Linked DNA regions of Homo sapiens: region 2 is linked to region 1. Evidence: chromatin loops called from intact Hi-C (ENCODE). Cell type or tissue: mammary epithelial cell. All regions are shown on one strand. Each heading gives the region's core, and the rest is flanking DNA. Links, peaks and the distances in the headings are about the cores only.

Region 1 (8,412 bases), core at 2,030-7,029:
ACCATGCCCGGGTAAATTTTTTTTGTATTTTTAGTAGAGATGGGGTTTCACTATGTTAGCCAGGATGGTCTCGATCTCCTGACCTCATGATCCACCCACCTTGGCCTCCCAAAGTGCTGGGATTACAGGTGTGAGCCACCGTGCCCGGCCAATTTTTTGTGTTTTTACTAGAGACGGGTTTTCACTGTGTTGGCAAGGCTGGTCTTGAACTCTGGACCTCAGGTGATCTGCCTGCCTCGGCCTCCCAAAGTGCTGGGATTACAGATGTGAGCCACTGCACCCGGCCTGCATATGCATTTTTCATCTCTAGGAGCATAAATGGAACAAAGCAGTGTTTTTTACTATAGTTTTTTAGGCATTTTTAACCTTTTCTGAATTTTGACATCAATTTTAGTAATCATGGGAAGTTATTGTTTGTTACGCATTTTCCCTTTCTATGGATAAGGAAACTTGGGCTTAGAGCAGTTGAATAGTGGCTTAGGGCCACAGAGCTGGGTTCACACCACCGTACTGCACTGCCTCCTGTTGAACAGGATCTCCAGGTGCTTATCTCAGAACACGTATGCAGTGGTGAAGACCGAAGTTCTGGATGGACACCAGCTTTCAGTGTGACTTTAGCAGGTACCCTCTTTCTGGGCTCTTGCCCCCTTACTGATAGAAGGAGAGACTTGCACTGAGCAGAGGATCTTGGAGCTGTCTTGGAGTTCTAATATTCCTTGCACCTGTACTTTTTCTTGAGGTTTACCTTTACACCAAATGACCCCAAATTGCTGTTTTGAAAAGGGAGAAAGCAGAGAAAAGAATGAGTCTGTTCTTCCCCCATTCACAGTTGCCTAGATGATCACCTTCAGGTGTCTTTGCTTCTGCGAAAGGCAAATTGCATGGGTCTGTGACAGCTATTCCAAATATTTGAGCTTCTTAGAAGCCTGGCACCTGGATATTTGTTTTTCACTGGGCATATTTTGTGGGGGCTAATAGAAATACTCTAGGAATCTGGACCCTGGGTAGTGAAAGTTGGGCACAGATGATTGAGCATTCTGTATACTGGAGTGAGCTAAGGCTGACCTGGAATTTCCTTATGTGTTGCCTGACTTTGCCACATCACTTTTTACTGCAGAAGCTCTAACCATAAAGGGGGCTTTGTCAGTCAGGTGGTTTTAACACATTAAGATTTAACAACTCCAAACAAATGAGGGCGGTCTATTTTGTGGTTCAGAATAAAAATGTGAATCAAAAAATTTGAGCCTAAATTTGAATCATATCTTTGACCTTTGAAGTAGAGGCCAACTCACCTCAGAGACCTTGTAAGAGAGGACAGTTGTGTGGATTAAGAGGCCCTTCCTCATAGTGACATAAAAGACCCTGAAGTGATGGAAATAAAGGAATTTATAAAATTTTCCCAGTTAAAATTAGATGAGGGGCCAGGATTAGGGTATCAATTTAGGAGAAGATAACATAATCCTATGACATTATAGATAATTCAGTTTAGTACACATCAAAATGATTTCTCTAAAGATATCTAGATAGAACCTTATAAGCTGGAATGTCTTTTTTAGGAATGGGATTGCAGAGGGGCTGCCTGGGCTGCTGACAGTAGGGGCCAGATGCAAACTCTGCTTGCCTTTGACCCGGCAATGCCATTTATAAAAACTTACTCTAGAAACTAATCAGCCAAAAATGTACTGCAGTAAGAATGCTTATTGTGACATTGTTTAATAGTCAAAACAAAACAAAAAACCCAACATGTGACTATCCCATGTCATATTCCTTGAAAATGACACCATAAGTAGATCTGTATTTACTGACGTAAAAGATGTCTAAGTTGTTAAATGAAAAGAGTACAGCATGGTCTCCTGTACTGTTGATATTTCCATGTGCGTATACATGGAAAAACACCCACGATGCAGATGTCCAGGTTATAGACAGGATGACCATAGGGCCCAACCTGGCATAGCCCTGGTTTATGACTCCTGTCCTGGCAAAATTATTAATAGCCTTCCTCCTCTTCACTGTCAAAAGCTTCCTGCTTTGGATGGTAAATATATGCTTATTCTAGTTATGGGTGGTTTTTCACTTTCTTCTTTATACCTCTTGCATTTCAGAGGTTTTTTTGCACCACTTTTAAACAGTGAGTGTATATTATTTTTTAAGTGAGTAAGAAGCTATTTACATGGGGGATGGAGGAATGGCCTCCTGCCCTCCCAGACCCTGCCTGCAAGCCGTAGGTGGGCTCCACTGCCAGGTTTCTCTTGGGTTAGGAGTGAAGGCAGCACCATGGTGGGGAAGGGCATTCCAGGCCATTCTTAGCAAAAACATTGGGTCCAACCTGCATGATCCTGTGCTTTAAATCACAGAATCTAAGCTTACTCCTGAATACCACAATATCTGGTACTGTCCAGTGACACAGCCAATATTCTTTTCTTTCAAAAAATAAAGGTCTGATAAGACAATGGGAATGATTTAGTAATAGGAAATTGGACATTTCATAACTTGGGAAAATTTCCCAGTTTGAGAAAAAGTATTTTGTGAAAAAAAGCCCCACTATAAATCACTTATCATGCTGACTGTTTTCTAGCCCACATTTACTTCTCATCAGCATTTGAAGTATTTGTGGGGAGGGTGTGCGTGTGTGTGTATGTACCCAGGATATATCTATGAGCTGGAATAGCAGAGGGAGACAAGAAATAGAATAATAGTAGAAAGCAGAGATCAGGGTATATTTGCTTCCTGTTGCTACCATAACAAGTTACTACAAAAATAGTGACTAAAGCAACAGAAATTCTTCTCTCAGTGTTCTGGAGGCCATAGCTCCAAAACCATGCCGTTAGCTTGTCTGTACTTGGCCTCTTCCAGCTTCTGGTGTCTGTCAGCTTCCTAGACTTGTGGTCACGGCACTCCAGCCTCTGCCTCCTTGGTCACATTGATTCCCCTTCTCATCTCCTCCTCTGTATGTCTATTATAAGAATGCTTGTCACTGGATATAGGGCCCATCTGGATAATCCAGGATGCTCTCCTCCTCCCAAAGTCCTTACTTAATTATATCTGCAAAGAAGGTAACATTCACAAGCTCCAGGGATTAGGAAGTGAACACATCTCTTTTGAGGGGACACCATTCAACTCACTCTACAGGGTCATTATATTAATGCTGAGATAAAATTACAGAAGGTATAGGATGTGGTCATGGTTTACAGGGGCCCTGTATTTCTTCTACAGGCCAACTTAAAAAAAATGATACGTGAAAGGGAAAGAAGAAAGTACTTACTACACAGTAAGTATTTCCAAGAGGTGGCCCAGTGAGACTTTTGAATCTGTTAATAAAATGATTACTATTTGGTTCAAATCCACAGATGGTTATTTTATCATTAATTGCAAGATAGGAACACAAAATATTTTTTCTCTAGTCCCCATTTGAGTAGCAGCCTTGTTTGACATTTCTGACATGGAGGACACCAAGAGAAAATGGCAGTCAGCATCCCTGGGCTGTCACTCACCGGCCTAATGACCTAGGGCAAGGGACCTGTTCTCACTGCCTCTCTTTTCTTTACCATGAGGATAATCATGTTTCCCTTAGAGGGTTATGAGTATGGTATGGGCCAATACACATAACGTGCATGGAATGGCGATGGTGCATAGTGGCCTCGCAATCAGTGCTATCTGCTGCTGCTACCTGCCAGAGCAGAAACTTTTCCCAAAGGTGGCCAGAGACAGAAACCAGAGAAACCATCCTTCTGGACAGGCTGTCTGAGTGGCAGGGCAGGGTACAAAGCGGCCACTTTTTTTCCCGGATGGAAAGAAAGATCAATGCCTAACTTGGAGGCTTCCTTTCTCCCAAAAGACAAGAAAGACTTGGCATCTTATTCTTCAGTCTTCTTGCTCTCCCCCTTTCCACCTTTTTGGCCTTGTAATAGCTGAGTAATGAGCTAAAGAATTTTGGTTCAAAACTGTCACCTTTTAAAATTAGGTTTGCCCTAAATAACATCCTTGACTTTAAGAGAATTTTCTTAAGTTTTAGACATTTTTAATCACTGTGAGTATTCAAATTAATCACATGCAAAGCATTAGTTAGAGGCTCTTGGACATTTTCTGTTTTTAGAGCTTTGTTGGATGCTCACATGGCAATGTCTGTGCAGTCAGTTCCTACCCAGCCTCTGGGCTCTTCTTGCAGCTTATCTTGCAGAAAGAAGCCTCATCAGAATTCCAGAATCTCAGCTATGATTAGCTTACTCCACCTCAGCTCAGAAACATGCATGATTCCCTGGAGCTACCAAACGTGGGGCAGGTTTCTTGCCGTCAATTTTGCCTCTCACAATAACCCTTCCAGCCTTCTTGCCAGCTGCTCTCTTCCACATGCACCCTTGTGCCTGAGGCAAACTGAATCACTCTCGGTTCCCTCTCTCTTGTACTTTTCTCTTCCTTTTCCCTCATCCTTAAGGCTCGACTCAAATGAAGGATTCTGTGGAACCTTGATTGCTCAGTTAGAAATGAGCAAACTGTCGCAAGGACAGAAAACCAAACATCGCATGTTCTCACTCATAGGTGGGAATTGAACAATGAGAACACTTGGACACAGGAAGGGGAACATCAAACACTGGGGCCTATCGTGGGGTGGGGGGAGGGGGGAGGGATAGCATTAGGAGATATACCTAATGTTAAATGACGAGTTAATGGGTGCAGCACACCAACATGGCACACTTATACATATGTAACAAACCTGCACGTTGTGCACATGTACCCTAAAATTTAAAGTATAATAATAATAATAATAAAAAGAAATGAGCCAGCTTCTCTTTCATCTGAGCTCTACTTCCTTTTGATTCTCTCTGCTTTCTGAGATCACATCTTACATGACAATTTTTCATACTTGGCTTTATTTCCCTAGAATGTTGTTAATTGGCACCAGGTTGGAGCTCAGGTCGTATTCTTTATTCCTTGCAGAGTCTGACAGGGTCAGAACATGATAACACATTTGAGAAGTGAGAAGAAGGGAGGAAGGGGCCAGGGAAGTGAGGGGAGAATAGGGGGTGGAAGTAGGGGAAGAAGCAAATAGGGCAAGGTTTTAGTTGCCTCCCTTCTGTTCTTATGCTGTTAATTAATAATGGAACCAGTGGCCAGGCATGATGGCTCATCCCTGTAATCCCAGGACTTTGGAGGCTGAGGCAGGAGTATCGCTTGAGCCCAGGAGTTTGAGACAAGCCTGGACAGCATAGTGAGACCCTGTCTCTACAAAAATAAAAAAAAAATTAGCCAGGCATGGTGGTGGGCACCTATAATTTCAGCTACTTGGGAGGCCGAGGTGGGAGGATCATTGGAGCCCACAAGGTTGAGGCTGCAGTGAGATGTGATTGTGCCTCTGCACTGCAGCTCGGGTGACAAAGCCAGACTCTGTCTCAAAAAAAAAAAAAAAGGAACAAGAATTTGGATAAATGGAACATGAAACACAATTCATTTTTATTATTAAGTTGTATTCTGTGCATAAATTATTTCCATGTCTTCTCTCCCTTTTAAAGGTGTGCCACGTCATCACCGAGGTGAAATCTGGAAATTTCTAGCTGAGCAATTCCACCTTAAACACCAGTTTCCCAGCAAACAGCAGCCAAAGGATGTGCCATACAAAGAACTCTTAAAGCAGCTGACTTCCCAGCAGCATGCGATTCTTATTGACCTTGGTAAGTCTGTGCCATCGATTGGAGATGACAATGGAAGTTTCACTCACATGAAAAATCTGAAGAGACTGTCCAAGTTATGTATTGACCTGCCTTTAGGTTTAGCAATCAAAATTTACTACTGAGACTTTTAATTTAAAAAGCCCTAGGGTAATCACAAATGTCATCTTCAAGCATATAAAAATCTCTGTATTTTCACTGGGGAGCTTGTTAACTTTGCTTGGCATGGAGGGAGGGTGTTCATTAAGGCTGCAGTCATAATTGTGGTTCAGTCCAGTAACTCAAATATTGATAGGAGGTTTTTACAGTCAACCGAAGGAACATCCTGGAAAACGTATAGATGTTCAGAACCGAGGCTTGGTTTAATTACAGGAGCCACTCCCTCATTTTTACTGCTCACAAACAGAATTCATCAGAAAAATTGTAGAAAGCAGTTTGTGTGTGTGCCTTGAATGATTTTATTTTGGAAACTGGGTGGCACCTTGTCTCTTGAATAGTTTTTAAAATAAGAAGATGGGAACAATATACAGTCAGCCCTCCATATCTATGGGTTCTGAATTTGGGGACTCAACCAACCTCAGATGGAAAGTATTTGGGAAGAAAAATCAATGAAAACTAAACAATAATATAGATTTTAAAATATAGTAACTATCTATGTAGAATTTACATTGTATTAGGTGTTATAGGTAATCTAGAGATGATTTAAGGTGTGTGGGAGGATGTGGCCGGGCACAGTGGCTCACGCCTGTAATCTCAGCACTTTGGGAGGCCAAGGCTGGTGGATCATGAAGTCAGGAGATCGAGACCATCCTGGCTGACACGGTGAAACCCTGTCTCTACTAAAAATACAAAAAAATTAGCCAGGCATGGTGGTGGGCGCCTATAGTCCCAGCTACGCAGGAGGCCGAGGCAGGAGAATGGCGTGAACCCAGGAGGCGGAGCTTGCAGTGAGCCAAGATCATGCCACTACGCTCCAGCCTGGGTGACAGAATGAGACTCTGTCTCAAAAAAAAAAAAAAAAAAAAAAAAGTGTATGGGAGGATGTGTGTAGGTTATGTGCAAACATAGCACCATCTTATAGAAGGGCCTTGAGCACCGTGGATTTTGGTGTCTGTGGGGACTCCTGCAACCTATCCCCCGAGGATGCCAAGGGATGACTGTATTGGATAGATTTGCAGTTGCCACTGTGAAGGACTTGTTGAACTGGGGTGTGATTATGATGCACAGAGGGCCCTCCTGACTTGTCAGTGGCCATGCACAGGGCCAGGTGGCAATGCACTCCCGTTTGCCTGCCGCCTATCACCCAAGCTGCTGTCTCTACTGGTGGTGAGCTGGCTCGATGTGGTAGGAGATGGGCCCTGCTGCTTTTAGAGCATGTGGCCCTGCTTCCAGAATACCTGTTCTGGTTGCAGCTGCTGCTGCTGAAGGCTCCACAGAACACACAGTGCTTTGGGGCCCTGCGGTGGCCCGGTTCTCTGATTGTTCCTGCAGCCACGACAGAGGATGCAGTGTGAGCCGCATCAGGCAGTATGAAGTCCTTTCCTCTCAAGCCACGTAGCTAGCCTTAAAGGTTAATTTCATAACCCTTAAGGTTATTTTTTTTTTTAATTTTTTTTTTTGAGACGGTGTCTCGCTCTGTCGCCCAGGCTAGAGTGCAGTGGTGTGATCTCAGCTCACTGCAAGCTCCGTCTCCTGGGTTCACAGCATTCTCCTGCCTCAGTCTCCCAAGTAGCTGGGACTACAGGTGCCCGCCACCATGCCTAGCTAATTTTTTGTATTTTTAGTAGAGACGGGGTTTCACCGTGTTAGCCAGGATGGTCTCAATCTCCTGACCTCGTGATCCTCCCGCCTTGGCCTCTCAAAGTGCTGGGATTACAGGCGTGAGCCACCACACCCGGCCCCACTTAAGGTTATTCTTTAGCTTGAACATCATCTCTGAGAAACTTTCCCTGACTGTGGTCTCCTCTCCCACCTCAAGACTGGATGAGGTGTCTTGCTAAGCCCCCTGTAGCACCCCACACTCTCCCCATGGTGCGTATCACATTTCTCATCATCACCGTTATCTGCTTATTATCATCACTGCTGCTGCCTAACTTCACCTTGGGCCAAATGTTGTGCAAAGGGACTTAAACTCCTTTCTTTAATCCTTACAACATGATCAGGTAGATGTTGTTCTGTTTCTCTTTAGAGTTGAGAAAATAGAAACAGACAGGTTACGTAACTTGCTGAAAGTGACACAGCCGATTTGCCGCTAATCAGTGTGACTTCGGAAGCTGCACTTTTTTTTCAACTTTTATTTTAGATTCCAGGATTGCGTATGCAGGTTTCTTACAAAGGTGTATTGTGTGATGCTGAGGATTGGAGTGTGATTGAACTTGTCACCCAGGAACCAAGCATGGTACCCAATAGGTAGTTTTTCAACCCTTGCCTTCCTCCCTCCCTCTCCACCCCCCAGGAGTCCCTGGTGTCTGTTCTCATCTTTATGTCCATGTGTACCCAGTGTTCAGCTCTCATTTCTAAGTGAGAACATGTGATGCTTGGTTTCTGTTTCTGAATTAGTTTGCTTAGGGTAATGACCTGCAGCTGCATCCATGTTGCTGCAAAGGACATGATTTTGTCCCTTTCTATGGCTGCAGAGTATTGCATGGTGTCCATATATCACATTTTCTTTATCCGGTTCACTGTTACTGGGCACCTGGGTTGGTTCCATGTCTTTGCAATTGTGAATAGTGCTGTGATGAACGTGTGA
Region 2 (7,765 bases), core at 1,267-6,266, 440 kb before region 1:
CTGTCTCGGGTTTACCATTTGAAGTTATTTCTTAAAGCCACAGAACTCCAACACAGATGACAGCTACAGCCACCCCCATCCCCCCATCTTCCCCCACCTCCCACCTCGCCCAAAGCTCCGTCTTGGGAGGAAATTAACTCTAGGATCCCGGTGTCTTGAGAGGCCAAGGACCTCAACTTCTGGACTCTTCCAGAGTATCTCAAACAATGGTTTGCATTCAGGATACAACAGAAGGCTCATCTGACCTGGCCTCACCCCAGACTGGAGCAAGGTCAGCTTGCCAGTTATTTGCTTTGGGATACAGGCCAGGAAGCCACCAACTGTGCCTCTAAGACAGAAGACTGAGGAGATTCCCACAGACCCTCACTGATGGCTGCACACATCAGTGGGGTCCTCAGAGAGGGGCGTGAGGAAAAGCAATACCCGTGGGGCTCAAGGACTGGGAGGGCTCCCTGCTGACTCTCTCCCCATCTTCTTTTCCTGTTCTCCAGCCCCTCCCTCCCTCTTTCGCTGCCCCTCCTCCTTTTGCTATTTTTGGTGCTGTCCATTTGGGGACTTTTCCAAAGTCTTTATTTACTGATAGCACCGTCTGTCTCCTGGGAAGGGGCTGGGTGGCTGCACAACAGGAATGGAGAGAGCCTCTGACTAATGGCTCTTGCGAACCTTTAAAATTACACATTATGTCCACTCAAGAAAGAAATGGAATTCTGAAGAAGTCATTTGTTTGAAGTGACCTTAAAGCAACAGGGCTTCAGAAATCTAATATTTGCTTCAGATTATTTCTGAAAGGTGGTACGTCATAAAGAATGAGTTGCTACTTTAATTGTCAATCGCAGCATTCACACGGGGTGTTAGTGGTGTCAGGCAGTGTTCTGGATGCTTCCTGGGCAATCTCATTCTTCCCTCGCAGCATCTGTAAGGAAGCATCTCTCATTACCCCCATTCGCAGATGAGGAAAATGAGGCACACGGGTTCAATAACAAGCCTCGGTGTGTAGGAGGACAGGATCCAACCCAGACAATGGAATCCCGGGGCCCACACTCTTAGCCATGTTGCTTAACAGTGTCTGTAAGTGGCGGTGGCCTTGGGTTTTATCTAGTGACACATGCATTTAGGTGGCTTTGTTAAACTGTCACCAATGAACCACACAGCTGGGCTGCATACAGGTCAACATTCACCCACCCAAGGCCCTTAAACACTAAGAAGCTGCCTCTCTCCAATGACCCTATGATATACGATTAACACTGGAACTTGCACATATCTTCTTCTGGTGTAAAAATCATCTTCATAAAAAAAAGACTGAAGTCAGCTGTAGGTGAATGAAATTTGTAGTGGCTTCATTTTTTAAAAACCTTCATAGCACAAAATTTCCCAATATTAATTTTAACTGCAAAAAACAAAAGATCGACCGGGCGCAGTGGCTCATGCCTGTAATCCCAGCACTTTGGGAGGCCGAGGCAGGTGGATCACAAGGTCAAGAGATCAAGACCATCCTGGCCAACATGGTGAAACCCCGTCTCTACTAAAAATACAAAAATTAGCTGGGCATGGTGGCACGTGCCTGTAGTCCCAGCTGCTTGGGAGGCTGGGGCAGGAGAATTGCTTGAACCCGGGTTGAACCTGGGAGGCAGGGCTTGCAGTGAGCTGAGATCCCATCACTGTGACAGAGTGAGACTCCATCTCAAAAAAAAAAAAAAATCACTCATGTATAACTACTTCATCTCCCTCTATAACTATCATAAAGGTAAAAGTAAAAGACCTTTCTCTAGCTATTGAAAAGCACCTTATTCACAGATGCATGTGTTCACATTATTGCTCAAAAACTGTTATTCAGTGGTTGCCACAAACATAATTTGTACTAGCAATGTTAATTACATGGCATCTAAAAATCTTTCAGAAAAAATATTTAAAAAGAAAGGAGAGGAATAAAGAAAATTTTCAATCATACACATGAGATAGGGACACACAGTACAAGATATAAAAGTTCCCACCCAAATAACACACTTTTCAATGCACTTTCACATTCATTCTTTTATTTGAAATCCCTAATCCCAAGAAGTTAGGTAATATCATCATTCTGTAAATAAATCAGTGGCCTACATGATATCACTGGGTCGAGGCAGAGAAATGAGCCAAGCAGAAGAACCAAAGCTTAGGAGGACATTTTCCCCACCCACCTCACTACAACAGCGCACCACTCAGACATACCACGGTCAAAGGCAGGAATCCCAGCAGGACACAGAACTCGCCGGAAAACCCTGACTGAAGTCAAACACCTCTTTCCCTAAGTGGAGGTGGGGAAGTGAAGGTTTGTACCTCTAATCCCTAACACAGTTCCTGCAACACAGTAGGAGTGCCTGAAACATCTGCTGCAGCAATGTTATATGTGAAAGCAAATTCTCTCATTGCAGAAGGGCTCCTGGGTAATCAATCAAGTCCCCAAGTTCACAGTAACTTTATAAGCAGTTTTGTTAAGATCCTATTTGGTAGAACAGAATATCCAGTGTACTTACACCCCATTTGCCAAATGCCAACAGTTTTTACAAACATAAATAAGTAGATTCTTTTCAGAGCTGGACAACTGATACACCCCACTGCTTCACCCCCTTGTTGGGTAAGTCCTTTCTGAAGGATGTAAATATACCAGCATGCTCCTGGGTTCATCGAAATCAACAGAAGTTTCCAGTTTGCAAAGATCCAAAAGAAAGGCTATAAATAGCAGCACATTCCTAAACCCAGCTTGGGGAACTAGCTCTCAACTGGATTTTCACAGGACTCCAATTCATCCCCAACTGCCAGATCCATAAGGGGACGCTAAATCCGAGCTTACACAACCTCACCAAAGGCTACTGCCCAATTTCCACGTGGCTGCGAGTCCTAACAGAACTGTTCATGTATATTCCTTGCAAGAGGCCAACCAAGAACTAGGTTAGAAATTATTTAAACTATGGGAGGAAGTCTAAGTAGCAAGGGCCAGAAAAAAACCATCAAATAGGAGGAAACACGCCATCTCAGCCTGTCTCCAGTAGCAACGGGAAGAAATGGGGTCAAAGGGGTGCTCCTTTAGGAAATCAGTGAATTCCCTGAAGCTTACAGAGAGCTGGTGCAGGAAACCAGTCCTTGGGGAGCTAGATCCCTGGTTTCTGGGCACAACTGGCACCTGTCAGGGTTAGAAGTCCAGCCAAGTCATTTCTACCCTGCAGAATAGGACATAAACTAATCACATGGGGAAAAAATGGGTGGTGCTGAGCTGGCTGGAGGGAAGCAAGGGCGTCAGAAAGGAAGACTGGCCCAGCACCCGACCAGGCAGAGGGAGAAAGAGAGATGGTGACTGATGCCCCTGTGGAGTGTTGGGGGTTTATGATTTCCAGATCCAGGGCCTCTAGGATGCTCAACTACTTTACCACCAACTGCTAACAGCCACTAACCTTTACTGGAATTTTTACTTACATTATCATTTCTTATCTCTACAACTCTGAGATAGGTGTTAATATTAAACCCATCTTAGAAATGGAGATGATCAAGAACAAAGTATTGAAGCTGAAGTCACTCATCTGGGAAATGGCTGGGCCAACATTTGAACCAAGGTCTGTTGCACGCAGGGCCAACTCTGAAGCAAGACTACTCCCTATGAAGCATGGAAGCAAAAGCAGAAACTGGCTTTTTTCTTGGCTGCACTGTGTTCAATTTGTTTCCTAGCTGTGAAGCCCCAGGCAAGGTCAATTAGCATCTCTGTGCCTCAGTTTCCTCATCCATAAAATAATAATAGTTTCTAAGCCTTATATGAGATTACTAGGGTTTATCCAAGTTAAGACTTGATAAATGCTAGCCATTATTGCTGTGATTATTATTATCTGTGGTAATAAGAGCAAAGCAGTTGCTATCCTCACCAAGCTCACAGCTCAGCTGGGGATATAAAATCAAACATCCAGAAAAGGACAAGGAATCACATGAGCTGGGCTGGAAGGGGCAGTGTTAAATGTGGGGTGCAGAAAAGATAAGCCCTGGGGGTGAGTGAGCAGCGACCACACAGCACTGCTCAGGTGGTACCACAAGGCCAGGCAGGCACCCACATCCCCACATGCAAGCCAGTGTTTCTCTTCCTTCCAGGAACAGGAAGCAGATAATGACTAAACAGAGAACTACAAAAGTCCTAAACGAAGGGTTTTCCAATTAGTCACAGGTTAGGTCGGGCAATGTTCCTGCAAGACAGGCACGTGGGCTGGCTTCTGAGAACATAGGAACTGGAAAAGGAAGGTGAGTAAATGTTGAGCTCCAAGGATCTGTCCCGGCTGAAGTCCCCTGGTGTGAAGTCCCCGCTACTGCTGTTAGAGAAAGGGCAAAGTAAAGGAGGGAGTAGGAAAGAAAATAAAGGTCACTTCAGAAAAGGCAAACGAAGGAAAGATTGAACAGAAGTAACCAGGAAAACCCTAGACGTAGGGAAGTCAATGTTAAAGAAGAGAAATGAATGTCACTAGCATGAAACCCAAACAAGAACTCTGAAAACCAGTAGCAACCAGTGAGACACACAGAAAAAAATACTATTAATAATAGTCACATATTGATGTATAATGTGTACAGTTACTATTTCAAGCATTTTTCAGATATTAACTCATTTCATCCTTACAATAACTCTATGGGGTAGCTTCTATTATTTCCAGCCCCATTTAAAGATGTAAAACTACAGAACAGAGAGGTTAAGTAACCTATGCCAGGTCACACAGGTAGCAAGTATCAAAGGTGACTTTAATCCAGGCAGCCTGGCTCCAGAACTCCACACTCTGCTCCATTACTGCTGAAATGTGAGGGCTCACAGTTTCAACATTCAGTAAAAGTCCATGGAATGGGATTCTCCATAGCTCATCTCTATTATAGATACTACAGGGTTCACGTAGTAGAGTTAGAGAAGGTAGAAAACCTACAGATAATCATTATCCCTGTAACACAGCAATAAATCTACAATGACAGAATGGCATTTCCTAGTGAGTCAGTTATTAGGAAGAGAAGGTACATTTAAAAGTTACGTTCTTTCCAAGTCAATTTATCTTTTTTTTTAACCAAGTGCTAATTGTTAAAAAGTAATTCTGCTGCCATTTGTAAGATACAAAATTAAAATGCTACCCTGATCTACATATAACACTGATGAAACAGTTGGTTACTTCTCAGAAATCCTAAACTTCCTTTGCACTCTTAAAACAATAGAAACACTTTGTATGAAGGGATCAGATTTGTCATCACCCACTTTGTCCAAAATGATCTCAATTGTGAATGAAAAATGTTAAGTGAAAAAAAAACACATACAAAGCAGTATTTAGAGCTTAAATGGTCCCAGTTTTTATAAGAAAAAAAAAGACATCAAAATGTTATCAAAGTGGTAAGATTATAAGTCATTTTTTTTCTTTAGTGTTTTGTGTCTTAGCATTCCCCACATTTCCTTTTATTTTAATTATTCACAGTAAAATCACAAAATGTTTTTCAAAAAAGGGAGGAGGTATGCACAGAAAAAAAGGAACCCCCTCCCCCTCCCCCTCCCCCTCTCCCTCTCCCCTCTTTCCACGGTCTCCCTCTGATACCGAGCCGAAGCTGGACTGTACTGCTGCCATGTCGGCTCACTGCAACCTCCCTGCCTGATTCTCCTGCCTCAGCCTGCCGAGTGCCTGCGATTGTAGGCCCGCGCCGCCACGCCTGACTGGTTTTCGTATTTTTTGGGTGGAGACGGGGTTTCGCTGTGTTGGCCAGGCTGGTCTCCAGCTCCTAACCGCGAGTGATCCGCCAGCCTCGGCCTCCCGAGGTGCCGGGATTGCAGACGGAGTCTCCTTCACTCAGTGCTCAATGGTGCCCAGGCTGGAGTGCAGTGGCGTGATCTCGGCTCGCTACAACATCCACCTCCCAGCAGCCTGCCTTGGCCTCCCAAAGTGGCGAGATTGCAGCCTCTGCCCGGCCGCCACCCCGTCTGGGAAGTGAGGAGCGTCTCTGCCTGGCCGCCCATCGTCTGGGATGTGAGGAGCCCCTCTGCCTGGCTGCCCAGTCTGGAAAGTGAGGAGCATCTCTGCCCGGCCGCCATCCCATCTAGGAAGTGAGGAGCGCCTCTTCCCGGCCGCCACCCCATCTAGGAAGTGAGGAGCGTCTCTCCCCGGCCGCCCATCGTCTGAGATGTGGGGAGCGCCTCTGCCCTGTCGCCTCGTCCGGGATGTGAGGAGCGTCTCTGCCCGGCCGCCCCGTCTGAGAAGTGAGGAGACCCTCTGCCTGGCAACCGCCCTGTCTGAGAGGTGAGGAGCCCCTCTGCCCGGCCAGCCGCCCCATCCAGGAGAGAGGTGGGGGGGTCAGCCCCCCGCCTGGCCAGCCGCCCCGTCCGGGAGGGAGGTGGGGGGGTCAGCCCCCCGCCTGGCCAGCCGCCCCGTCTGGGAGGTGAGGGGCGCCTCTGCCCGGCCGCCCCTACTGGGAAGTGAGGAGCCCCTCTGCCCGGCCAGCCGCCCCGTCCGGGAGGGAGGTGGGGGGGGGGGTCAGCCCCCTGCCTGGCCAGCCGCCCCGTCCGGGAGGGAGGTGGGGGTCAGCCCCCCGCCCGGCCAGCCGCCCCATCCGGGAGGTGAGGGGAGCCTCTGCCCGGCCGCCTCTACTGGGAAGTGAGGAGCCCCTCTGCCTGGCCAGCCGCTCCCTCCGGGAGGGAGGTGGGGGGGTCAGTCCCCGGCCCGGCCAGCCGCCCCGTCCGGGAGGGAGGTGGGGGGGTCAGCCCCCCACCCGGCCAGCCACCCCGTCCGGGAGGTGAGGGGCGCCTCTGCCCGGCCACCCCTACTGGGAAGTGAGGAGCCCCTCTGCCCGGCCACCACCCTGTCTGGGAGGTGTACCCAACAGCTCATTGAGAACGGGCCATGATGACAATGGCAGTTTTGTGGAATAGAAAGGGGGGAAAGGTGGGGAAAAGATGGAGAAATCGGATGGTTGCCGTGTCTGTGTAGAAAGAGGTAGACATGGGAGACTTTTCATTTTGTTCTGTACGAAGAAAAATTCTTCTACCTTGGGATCCTGTTGATCTGTGACCTTACCCCCAACCCAACCCTGTGCTCTCTGCAACATGTGCTGTGTCCACTCAGGGTTAAATGGATTAAGGGCGGTGCAAGATGTGCTTTGTTAAACAGACGCTTGAAGGCAGCATGCTCGTTAAGAGTCATCACCACTCCCTAATCTCAAGTACCCAGGGACACAAACAATGCGGAAGGCCGCAGGGTCCTCTGCCTAGGAAAACCAGAGACCTTTGTTCACTTGTTTATCTGCTGACCTTCCCTCCACTATTGTCCTGTGACCCTGCCAAATCCCCCTCTGCGAGAAACACCCAAGAATGATCAATAAAAAAATAAATAAATAAATATAAAAAAAAAAAAAAGAAAGAAAAAAAGGAACCTGTTAAAAAAAATACCTCCCAAGTATAATTAACATTTATGTTTTCTTGCTGGAACTCTGGGGCATTTTTTTCTCTTTTTCTACTTTTTGCAGTTTCTAAAATGTCCTGATCATAATCGATAGTTTTTTTTTTTAACTGTAAGTAACAGTCAATGAGGAGCCATCATTACTATAAGGTTGAACCATATGAAATTGTCACTGTAGTGTCAGAGTAATATTAATAGTGTAGACAGCGGTAAACCAGGATACTGGAAATCCCTTAGTAAAGAGACTACTAAACCTACAATCCATCATATTGACATTTTAGATGTTTCCATTGGTTGGAGGCAGAGACAGTGCTATGAAATCTTTGGTGAAAACCACAGGA

What was found. Hi-C counts contacts between places; a loop is a spot of excess contacts. Peaks named below come from ENCODE experiments on the same cell type or tissue, not always from the same donor. Only the 100,000 strongest peaks of a DNase experiment are listed, where the experiment ranks them.
Region 2: a loop joins it to region 1, with 33 times the contacts of the local background. A loop is called at or near these places in 1 of 110 quality-filtered maps.

The regions. Positions count from the first base shown.
Region 1 is chr4:38,097,492-38,105,903 of GRCh38, forward strand. It overlaps TBC1D1 (TBC1 domain family member 1), which reads left to right. Exons shown (of 22, transcript NM_001396959.1): 17 at 5,508-5,666. Among named protein-coding and RNA genes, the nearest start is that of PTTG2, 140 kb to the left of the region's middle. In mammary epithelial cell, for the core only: no CTCF peak of the experiment used is centred there; DNase peaks (open chromatin) are centred at 2,700 and 4,320; H3K27ac peaks cover 3,018 bases.
Region 2 is chr4:37,662,690-37,670,454 of GRCh38, forward strand. All of the region lies in intron 1 of RELL1 (RELT like 1), which reads right to left. Among named protein-coding and RNA genes, the nearest start is that of RELL1, 20 kb to the right of the region's middle. RefSeq lists a silencer at 918-1,212 and enhancers at 3,380-4,579, 3,862-4,419. In mammary epithelial cell, for the core only: no CTCF peak of the experiment used is centred there; a DNase peak (open chromatin) is centred at 4,182; H3K27ac peaks cover 1,428 bases.